2 separate regions of the Homo sapiens genome follow, and region 2 is linked to region 1. Evidence: chromatin loops called from intact Hi-C (ENCODE). Cell type or tissue: endothelial cell of umbilical vein. All regions are shown on one strand. Each heading gives the region's core, and the rest is flanking DNA. Links, peaks and the distances in the headings are about the cores only. Region 1 has its middle 9.1 kb from the start of TMEM39B. Region 2 has its middle 20 kb from the start of BSDC1.

Evidence for each region. A loop is a pair of places that touch in the nucleus more often than their neighbours do. Peaks named below come from ENCODE experiments on the same cell type or tissue, not always from the same donor. Only the 100,000 strongest peaks of a DNase experiment are listed, where the experiment ranks them.
Region 2: it touches region 1 in a loop (5-fold over the local background); 4 of 110 quality-filtered maps call a loop at or near these places.

Annotation. Positions count from the first base shown.
Region 1 is chr1:32,061,116-32,066,488 of GRCh38, forward strand. No RefSeq gene overlaps it. Among named protein-coding and RNA genes, the nearest start is that of TMEM39B, 9.1 kb to the right of the region's middle. RefSeq lists enhancers at 1-338, 1,353-1,647 and a silencer at 2,293-2,587. In endothelial cell of umbilical vein, for the core only: a CTCF peak has its summit at 2,457; DNase peaks (open chromatin) are centred at 1,496 and 2,446; H3K27ac peaks cover 734 bases.
Region 2 is chr1:32,411,588-32,416,960 of GRCh38, forward strand. No RefSeq gene overlaps it. Among named protein-coding and RNA genes, the nearest start is that of BSDC1, 20 kb to the left of the region's middle. In endothelial cell of umbilical vein, for the core only: CTCF peaks have their summits at 2,571 (motif pointing left) and 2,770; a DNase peak (open chromatin) is centred at 2,524; H3K27me3 peaks cover 177 bases.

The DNA of each region.
Region 1 (5,373 bases), core at 310-5,309:
AACAAGGGGAAGGACTGAGTTTAGGGAGAGAATAGAGCCTATCTGCATTTTAACTGTGCCTGGGGCATTCTAGTGAGCTTGGATTCATCCTTAGCAGGAACAGAAGTATAATGGAAAGGGATTCCTTAAAGTCAGTTGATTTACACTGGGCAAGCTATTTAATCTCTGAGCCTGTTTCTGTCATCATTGTTGATTACTGTAAATAACAGCTAATAATTTACTGATTTCTTAGTATGTACCAGGAAAATAAGAAAAACTGAGACTCAAGGAGGATAAAAAATTTGCCTATGGTTAGAAAAAGACTTCATGGTCTATACTATCAGACTTCATGGCCTATTCTTTTGACCTGTTTGTACCTCTCACAGCCACAAGTGCTTTGAAATATTAAAGCATTATGTTTGCATGAGGGGTTCGTCTAGGATGACAGATCATCTAGGTTTACCCAAGAGAGAGTTTCTGGGATATGGGACTATCCAGTGCTAAAACTAGAAAAGTCACAGGCCAGCCTCGATGAGTTTGTCACCCTGTTGTTTACATTGGATGCTCTGAGTCCAGGGCTGACAAGGGAGGAGTTTGGGGTGGGGAATTAGGGAATCAGATGGCATCTTCATCATATATAAATGGAGGCACAGAACCTGAGTCACTGACTGAGGAGCTGGTGTTAGGTTCCTAGATCGCTATACCTTCAGTCTGCTAGGATTTCTACTCGGGAGCCACAGAATTTTATAGGAAAGCTTACAGGGCTGAAGCCAAACAGATCTGAATTCAAATCCCAGCTCATCATTTGCATATTTCCAGAGCTTGTTTTAATTTTTTTTTTTTTTTTTTTTTTTTTTTTTGCTTTAAGAAGAGCTGTAGGGCCTGTTTACTCCATCAAAGTAGGATAAGAATTGCTACCTACTGGCCAGGTGCGGTGGCTCACGCCTGTAATCCTAGCACTTTGGGAGGCCGAGGTGGGCAGATCACGAGGTCAGGAGATCGAGACCATCCTGGCTAACATGGTGAAACCGCATCTCTACTAAAAATACAAAAAATTAGCCGGGCGTGGTGGTGGGCGCCCCTAGTCCCAGCTACTCAGGAGGCCGAGGCAGGAGAATGGTGTGAACCCAGGAGGCGGAGCTTGCAGTGAGCCGAGATCGCGCCATTGCACTCCAGCCTGGACCACAGAGCAAGACTCCATCTCAAAAAAAAAAAAAAAGAATTGCTACGTACTGAATGGGATCTGAGAAGCAAATGATGTGTTTGAAATGCCTGGCATGGGGTCTAGACACAATACTGCTCAACCTTTAAGTTTCCTTCCTCCTTTTTTCCCAGGCTTGTGGGTCTTATCCAGTCCTGTCACCTGTCACAGTCTTCGTCCTCCTCCTGTTACCACTTATGGCCCTTGGGATCTTCCTTTGAGAGCCCTGACTTGTTGGGCTTGGCCCACCCACCCAGCTGCCCTGTATGTCAGTCACCTCCCCTGTAAGCTGAGAAGGGATGACATCAGCCTTTCCCTCTTCCCCCCTCCCAAGCCTCTAGGCTGTTTTGAGCCATAAATATTTTAGCTGGGCCTTTCTCTGGCTGTTGCCAAGGTGATGGGCTCTCAGGGGACTGGGGTGGGAGTGTGGAGGTAGGGCTGGCAGCCTGGGGCCTGGCAGCAGAGCTGGCCCTGGAGGAGTGGGTATGAGGCCTGGCCAAGAGCCAATGCTTGCAGCTTGACAAGCAGGCTGTTGCTCTACCTGCTTGCCTTCCCTTTCCTCAGCCCCTCAGAGCCACTCCTATTGCCTACAGGCCCACTTCTGCCCTTGGCTGCTGCTCTTCGACCTCAGGTAAATTGTTCAATGTCCCTAGGCTTTCATTTTAACATTCGTAACAAAAATCCAAGAAAGCAAAGGAGGTTTTGTAAAAATGCTGTAAGATGCCAGGCTAGTGAATCATGATTGGAGAAGCTAGGTCCCACTGCCCTTTCTGATAGACCTAAAGGCTGAGGTCTTGATGCCATGTGGATGTCACCCTAAAGACAGCTCTTAGATATGCCACTCTCTCCCCTTCCTCCTTCCCCACGATGCACCCCCTGCTCTTTAGAAATTTTCTAAAGTTCCCGGGCCAGCTAGATGACCTGGCCTGCCATGGGGTAGCCCAGGAAGGAGTTGGGCCTGGTGGCTTATGAGCAGAGTTGAGAGTCTCTTTTGCTTGAGATACAGAAATTCAGGTCCCTAAACTAGATCTGGCCCTCATCCTTACCCACCTCACCTCTTTCCTGGTGACCTTACATCTGGCTAGCTGCTAAATTCTAGGTTGTGGCAGCATGCCCCACCCCCTCTCCTTGGGATGGGTCTAAGAAGGCCCATAGAGGAGGCACTGGGATCCATTCCCTACCCTACCATTGAGAATCGCTGCAGTTGTATCCAGGATTCCACATCTTATGCCCAGCTTAATTTCTCTGTTGTACTTGGAGTTGAGATTCCTTTGTATCAGGCTCTCTCTGGTGGTTAAGATGTGCATTACAGAAAAATAAGATAAATGAGAGACTGAATTTCAGGCCACCCTGAGAGGTGGGGATAGTTTACACTAAGGAAAAGAATCTGTGTCTCCAACTCCTAATAACATCTGCTCCATTTGTCACAGGATATCTCTCCCATGTGTTTGCTTCTCTCCATTAATCCTCACAACATAGTAATTTTCCTAATTGTACAGATGAAACAGGCTTAGAGAGTTGAAATCAAGTCCAAATTCTTTACTGTGTGTAACATTCAGGATCATCAAGTGATCTGAATTGAACCTATTTTTCCAACCTCATCTTCAGTTATTCTCAAGCCAAACTAGACTCACCCTTCTGGAACATAGCCTACTTTACAGTTCTCTCTATCTTAATTACCTTAAATACATTACCTGCCAAAATCTTATCTCTTTTTAAACTAAAGAAATGTGACATTTTCTGGGTTTTCTATAGTTTACATATATTTGTAATATAAGATGTGGGAAGACAAATGTCTGGATAAGAATGGGGGTAGGGGGATTGCCTGACAGGTGGGAGGTTGTGTGGGGAGACTAATGTATACATGGAGTGAGAATGGCCCAGGAAACTGGAAGAACATGAAGACACCTGGATTCTCTGGTATTGAAAATCAGATGTAAGTATTCTTGCTGGCAAGAGAAGGTGAAAGCAAATCCCTGGTGGGCTGGGACCGGGCTGCAGGTGACATTTTTTTCAAAGCCTTCAATCTTAAATTCACATTAGTTTGTTTTGTTTGTTTGAGATGGAGTTTTGCTCTTGTTGCCCAGGCTGGAGTGCAATGGGACGATCTCGGCTCACCACAGCCTCTGCCTCCCGGGTTCAAGCGATTCTCCTGCCTCAGCCTCCTGAGTAGCTGGGATTACAGGCATGTGCCAACATGCCCGGCTAATTTTGTATTTTTGGTAGAGACGGGGTTTCTCCATGTTGGTCAGGCTGTTCTCAAACTCCCGACCTCAGGTGATCCGCCCGCCTCAGCCTCCCAAAGTGCTGGGATTACAGGTGTGAACCACCGCGCCTGGCTTGTTTTTGTTTTTGACACAGGGTCTCGCTCTGTTTCCCAGGCTGGAGTGCAGTGGCACAATCTCAGCTCACTGTAACCTCCACTTCCCGGGTTCAAGTGATTCTCATGCCTCAGCCTCCTGAGTAGCTGGGATTACAGGTGCACAACACCACACCTGCCTAATTTTTGTGTTTTTAGTAGAGGTGGGATTTTGCCATGTTGGCCAGGCTGGTCTTGAAGTCCTGGCCTCAGGTGATCTGCCCATCTTGGCCTCCCAAAGTGCTGGGATTACAGGCGTGAGCCATCATGCCCAGCCCACATTAGTTTACTTTGTACTTTACAGTATATCCATGTTTTAATAAAAATAGCTAATGCTTCAATAGCACTGAATGTATGTCAGGTTCTAGTCTAAATACTTTACATAGATTCTCAAACCCATAAGGCTTGAGGAAACTGAGACCCAAAAAGGTTAAGTAACTTGCTAATGTCATACAGCCAGTAGGTGATGGGGCTAGGAAGTCTGGCTCCAGAGAACGTGTTCTTAATGACTGCGATTTGATGTTGAAAATTCTGCCTTACAGGCCGGGCGCGGTGGCTCACGCCTGTAATCTCAGCACTTTGGGAGGCCGAGGTGGGCAGATTACAAGGTGAGGAGATCGAGACCATCCTGGCTAACGTGGTGAAACCCCGTCTCTACTAAAAAATACAAAAAATTAGCCAGGCCCGGTGGCAGGCACCTGTAGTCCCAGCTACTCGGGAGGCTGAGGCAGGAGAATGGCGTGAACCCAGGAGGCGGAGCTTGCAATGAGGCGAGATTGCGCCACTGCACTCCAGCCTGGGCGACAGAGCGAGACTCCATCTCAAAAAAAAAAAAAGAAAAAGAAAATTCTGCCTTATATTTCCATTGAATAAAACTGACATTCCAGAAAGCTGCATTGTGTTTTATCCTGTGGATTCATCACTTCTGTGTACCACCAGAGGTCTGCATAGTCTGGTCTGAAAACTGCTGATTTAAGGCCAGGCGCAGTGGCTCATGCCTGTAATCCCAGCACTTTGGAAGGTCGAGGCGGGCGGATCACCTGAGGTTCAGGAATTCGAGACCAGCCTGGCCAACATGGCGAAACCCCAACTCTACTAAAAATATGGAAATTAGGCATGGTGGTGGGCGCCTGTAATTCCAGCTACTCAGGAGACTGAGACAGGAGAATCGCCTGAACCCGGAAGGCAGAGGTTGCAGTGAGCCGAGATCGTGCCATTGCACTCCAGCCTGGGCAACAAGAGCAAAAGTCCATCTCAAAAAAAAAAAAAAATGCTGATTTATAGGACAGATTTGGGCCAGGTGTGGTGGCTCCATTTTGTAAACCCAGTGATTTGGGAAGCCCAGGCAGGAGGATCATTTGGGCCCAGGAGTTGAAGACCAGCCTGGGTAACATAGTGAGACCCTGTCTCTACAAAAAAAAAAAAAAAAAAAAAAAAAATTTTTTTTCTTTTGAGATGGAGTCTTGCACTGTCGCCCAGGCTGGATGGAGTGCAATGGTGCAATCTTAGCTCGCTGAAACCTCCACCTCCCAGCTTCAGGCAATTCTCCTGCCTCAGCCTCCCAAGCAGCTGGGATACAGGTGCACACCGCCATGCCAGGCTAATTTTTTTTTTTTTTTGTACTTTTAGTAGAGACGGGGTTTCACTATGTTGGCCAGGCTGGTGTCGAACTTGTGATCTGCCCACCTCGGCCTCCCAAAGTGCTAGGATTACAGGCCTGAGCCACCGCGCCTGGCCAGTTTTTTTTTTTTTTAATTAGCCAGGCACAGTGGTGTGCACCTGTAGTCCTAACTACTCGGGAGGCTTACGTAGGAGGATAACTTGAGCCCAAGAG
Region 2 (5,373 bases), core at 137-5,136, 350 kb after region 1:
GGAGAAATTCTTAGGCTTTAGGAGGTGACTTACCTTTAGCAGTGGTGGCTCTTCCAGCACTGTCAGTAGTGAAAGTGGGGTTGTTGGCTTCACCCCCAGGGTGGTTTCCTGGGCTCTGGAAAATGTCACATTTTACTCTTAGCTCCTTTGGCATTTCCAACATCTTTGTAAGCAAGTCCCTGCATTATATACATTTCTGCTTGAAATATGTTGAATGTTCTCTGTTTTTCTTATCAACACTTAATCATACATTTCCATAAGCCCATACTCTGACTGCTGAAGCCCAGAGGCATTGTGGGTCTCCAGGAATCTGTGGTTAGTTGTCTGATTGTCCCCAAGAGGTTTGTGTATTTATCCGTTGGGAAAGAACAGGAAAAAATGTTCATAGTATGAACTTGTGTTGCTGTTGCTGGATCTTTCCTTAAGCATCCTATACTCTTCCTTTAATCAATGGTCTGTGCACCTGTGAATTGATTCATGTATGGGAATTGCGTGAAAGATGAAAACTGTCTATTGTGTCAAAATAGACCTCTGTTTACTGGACAAGGAGGTATTTTTGTTGTTTGTCTTGATATAAAAACTAAGTGGGAGGCCATGTGTGGTGGCTCATGCCTGTAATCCTAGCACTTTGGGAAGCCAAGGCAGGTGGATCGCTTGAGGTCAGGAGTTCAAGACCAGCCTGGCCAACAAGGTGAAACCCCATCTCTACCAAAAATACAAAAAATTAGCCAGGTGTGTTGGCACATGACTGTAATGCCAGTTACTCGGGAGGCTGAGGCAGGAGAATCGCCTGATCCCAGGAGATGGAGGTTGCAGTGAGCCAAGATTGCACCACTGCACTCAAGCCTGGGTGACAGAGCAAGACTCTGACTCAAAAAACAAAAGAAAACATTAAGTGGGAGTTGGGCACGGTGGCTCATGCCTGTAATCTCAGCACTTTGGGAGGCTGAGGTGAGTGGATTGCTTGAGCCCAGGAGCTCGAGACCAGCTTGGGCAACACAGTGAAATCCCATCTCTACAAAAAGTACAAAAATTTGCCAGGGATGATGGTGCGTGCCTGTAGTCCCAACTACTTGGGAGGCTGATATGGGAGGATCACTTGAGCTCGGGAGGTTGAGGCTGTAATGAGTGAGCCATGATTGCACCACTGCATTCCCGCCTAGGTGACAGAGTGAGACCCTGTCTCAAAAAAAATAAAAAAGTGGGAACTTGGTAGGCCGTTCATAAGCAGTTGTTTCCAAAGATTTCTGTAGGTCTCACCACTCTGTTTTCATGTCAACCCTGTTGCTTACTGGTAACCCTTCCTCCTTTGTATTTGATGGGTAACTGTTGATACAGGAGTTAAGAAGAAATTACTTAGGCAGATAGTAAGGGGATGGGAGTCCTTGGTAAGTCTTCTCTTTTTAATGAAAAGCAGCCCCAAATCATTTTCTAACAAAGAGCAGCCTGAAAGCTGGGCGCTTGCACAGGTGAATGCAGGCAGGAACTAAGGACTAGACATGTTCAAGATGATGGCTCCATCCTCCCTTTTCTGCCAGCCATGGGTACTGTAAAGGAGTGGATAAGATAGTGCTGATCAACTGGAAAGTCCATTTGCATAAGAAGATTAAGGTGAGGTGACCAGTCTTCCCTGTGCCCTATGTAAACCCATACCTGATCGAACCAATCTGTGAGCCCTACATAAATCAGACACCACGACCTCAAACTGTATATAAAACTCAGCTTATTTGCCACCAGCCAGTCCTTTTCCACTTGGTCATTTTCTGCTAGGTTCCTTCTGCTTGGAGACCCCTTCCTCTGTGCAGGAAGCTGTTTCTCTCTCTTTTCTTCTACCTATTAAACTTCTGCTCCTAAACTCCTTGTGTTTGTCTGTGTCCTAAATTTTTTGGCCCACAACAAAGAACCCAAGGGTATATACCCCAGAAAACGAAGCTGCTTCATAATGGGGGCCTGTCTGGGATACCAAAGTACAACATTCATCGAAACAGTGAGTAAAGGAGTGGACTCCAACTCTGTCTTTTCATTCTGAGGCTCTCAGTCTCCATTTTAGACCTTTCTTGAAGGACAGCCATGGTGTGGCGCTGGAAGAAGTCCTGAGGCAACTGAGGGCTTCTGGCTGGGGCTACCCCCCGGTGTTATCCAAAGGCTTCTGGACTGACCCCTGCTTCCAACCACCCCAGTGGGGTGTCGGCACCAGGATCTCCAACTTTCCTTCATAATTTCCTCCTTCCTTGACCACATTTGTCATATCTCTTATCCTCTCTGTGTATGCAGTGTGCAGGAAGTTTTACACTTCAGGGAAGTAATCTTGTTTGGCAAGATCAGGGAATGTCATAGTAACTGGGGATATAGCTCAGGGGAAGGTGTCTTTGTGATTTTCTAGGAACAGAGGGTTCCTCCCCAACAGTGAGCATGTGTCTCTGCGCTTGGTCTGGCGAGCACGGCATTTCCAGGTCTCTCTCTGTCCTTGGTCTGGAGAACATATGGCATGTCAATGTCACTCTGTCCTTGGTCTAGAGAGCACATGGCGTTTCAAGGTAAACAGCGCCACCTAGTGGAATAGGGATCCTCTCCATGAGGCACATTGTCCTTCACTGAAACACCCTAGCCTCCCAATTCTCTCCCCTTTTTGTGCCTCTCTACTAAAAACCAGGCTTCACGCTACTTCTGTAAATGGGAAAACTCTGCCTTCAACAATTAGGGGTAAAATATCCTCCAAAACCAAATTTTAGTGTCAATACTGTCCCATCAACAGTAAAAGGGCCATTCAATACCTACATTCTTTTAAGGCACCTATTCTGCCTCCAATTAGAGTGGTACTTAATTGGTAAGGGGATTTTAAGTTCAGAAGTTAACGAGAACCATTCTCTAAGGGTAAACGCTTCAGTATGGGCCATAATAGCAGGATATAGAGTTCAATTTAGCACTCCCACTCCATTAAAGGGTCCTTGCCCAACTATTACATAGCTTTTCTTGGGATCCAATTTTTGGGGAGCCAGGTAGATCACACAAATCCAGGAAGTCAAAGGGAAATCACAGGCAGAGGACTAGAGTCACTTGGGTGAGCGTGACTAGCCCCAATCGCTTAGTTCTTCTGGTTCCATGGCTGGAGGTCACGCCTGCAACCATGGGTGGCATGTTCAACAAGGTGCTGGGACCAAGGAACCACGGAGGGAAAACATCAGGGGGACACCCCCACTGTCTTCGTCTCCACCCTGGGTCACACCAAAAGGAAGGAGACTAAAAGGATGCCTTTTTCTCACTTCTCTTTCTAGATGGGTACCATCTTCAGCCTGCACTCCCCTGGAATGCATTCTGAAGCACTGGGACTCCTTTCACCCTGAAACTTTAAAGAAAAAGTGGCTCATTTTCTTTTGCACAAGGGCATGGCCTTTTTATTAGACCTTTGCAAGTGTTACAAAATTAACCCAGCCCTTTTAGCAATCACATTTGGCATGACCAAAGAGAATAATGCCCCCAAATTAGAGAAGCAACTTCTGGGGGATCCATCTGAGGATCTCCCTTATTTGGGGCCCTTTCAAGTTCCCTTCTCATTACAGGACCTTAGGCAAATAAAGAGAGACTTAGGCCAATTTTCTGACAACCCCAATAGGTATATAGAAGCTTTCCAAAATGTAACTTAGGTATTTGACCTCTCATGGAGGGGTGTTATGCTTCTCCTAAGCCAAACCCTAACCACAGCTGAGAGCCAGCCAGCTCTGTAGGCAGCAGAGAAATTTGGAGATGAGGAATATGTCTCCCATAGTAGGCCTAAAAGGAAAAGAGAAAATACGAAAGGCAAAAAAAAAAAAAACGGGAAACACCATTCCCAATAGGAAGAGAGGAAATACCTCTTGACAACCCTAACTGGAACACCCAGACTTTTCTACAGTGTTTTTCCTTCTTTCACAGTTTATTTATTTTTATTATTTGTTATTTATTTTTTTTGAGATTGAGTTTCACTCTTGTTGCCCAGGCTGGAGTGAAGTGGCGTGATCTCAGCTCACTGCAACCTCTGCCTCCTGGGTTCAAGCGATTCTTCTGTCTCAACCTCCTGAGTGGCTAGGATTACAGGCATGCACCACCACGTCCAGCTGATATTTTGTATTTTTAGTAGAGATGGGGTTTCACCATGTTGGCCAGGCTGGTCTCAAACTCCTGACCTCAGGTGATCTGCCCACCTCGACCCGCCAAAGTACTGGGATTACAGGCATGAGCCACTGTACCTGGCCTACTTTCACAGTTTAAAATGGCTCTTTCATAATGTTCTTCCAAACTGGGAAAAGTTAGTTTCTCCAAACCTTAAAATGCTTGGCTTAGAGTTGAGCTAGGGGAAGGGAACCCAGAAGCCTGACACGCTGGCAAAAGGGTAGAAGTTTTTTCTAACAGTCAAGCTTTTGGCTTTTCTCTCCCTATGCAAACCAGCGAAAGGGATAATAAGGTTCATTGTTTATATTCTCTGTAAAGTTTTAATTAATCAAAAAAAATCGTGAGGTTGGTCTTAAGCTGTAGCCATTCTGATGTGCTTTGTGTGTCTTTCCATATGGTTCTGTTAAGAGAAAGGGTACCTTAGGTTCGGATACAGACCGTGGACCTCATAAGCCTGCTGTTCAAGGCAGCCCAACAGAATGGTCAGTAATAAACTTGGCTACAGGTCTCTATCTTGTTTCATGTCCTTGGGATCATGACCCATAACCACATGGCAGTACTTTGTTTTAGTTGCCACCATTTTACATGATGGCTGTCTTCTTATGCTAAATCAGTTCCTGAGTGAGGGCCACAAAATCAGATAAGCCAGTTTGTCAACCTGGATGGTGCCAGCTGATCCATCCAGGGGAGGGTTTAAAAATGTCTTCAGCACTGATCTTTTTTTTTTTTTTTTTTAAGGTGGAGTCTCGCTCTGTCACCCAGGCTGGAGTGCAGTGGCGCCATCTCGGCTCACTGCAAGCTCTACCTCCCGGGTTCACGCCATTCTCCTACCTCAGCCTCCTGAGTAGCTGGGACTACAGGCGCCTGCCACCACGCCCGGTTAATTTTTTTTTTTGTTTGTATTTTTAGTAGAGATGGGGTTTCACCATGTTAGCCAGGATGGTCTTGATCTCCTGACCTCATGATCTGCCCGCCTCAGCCTCCCAAAGTGCCAGGATTACAGGTGTGAGCCACCGCACCCAGCCAGCACCGATCTTGAGAGCAGTTTAGGGAGAGTCAAAATCTTGTAGGCTCCAGCTGTGTGACTTCTAGGCCATGGTTTTTAATCTTGTGGCTAGTTTCCTGGTCTGGTACCCAGGCAAGAAGGAAGTAAATCTTAAGAAGGGGCTGTCATCATCTTTATTTTAGACTATAAACTCTAAACCAGGCTCCTCCCAAAGTTGG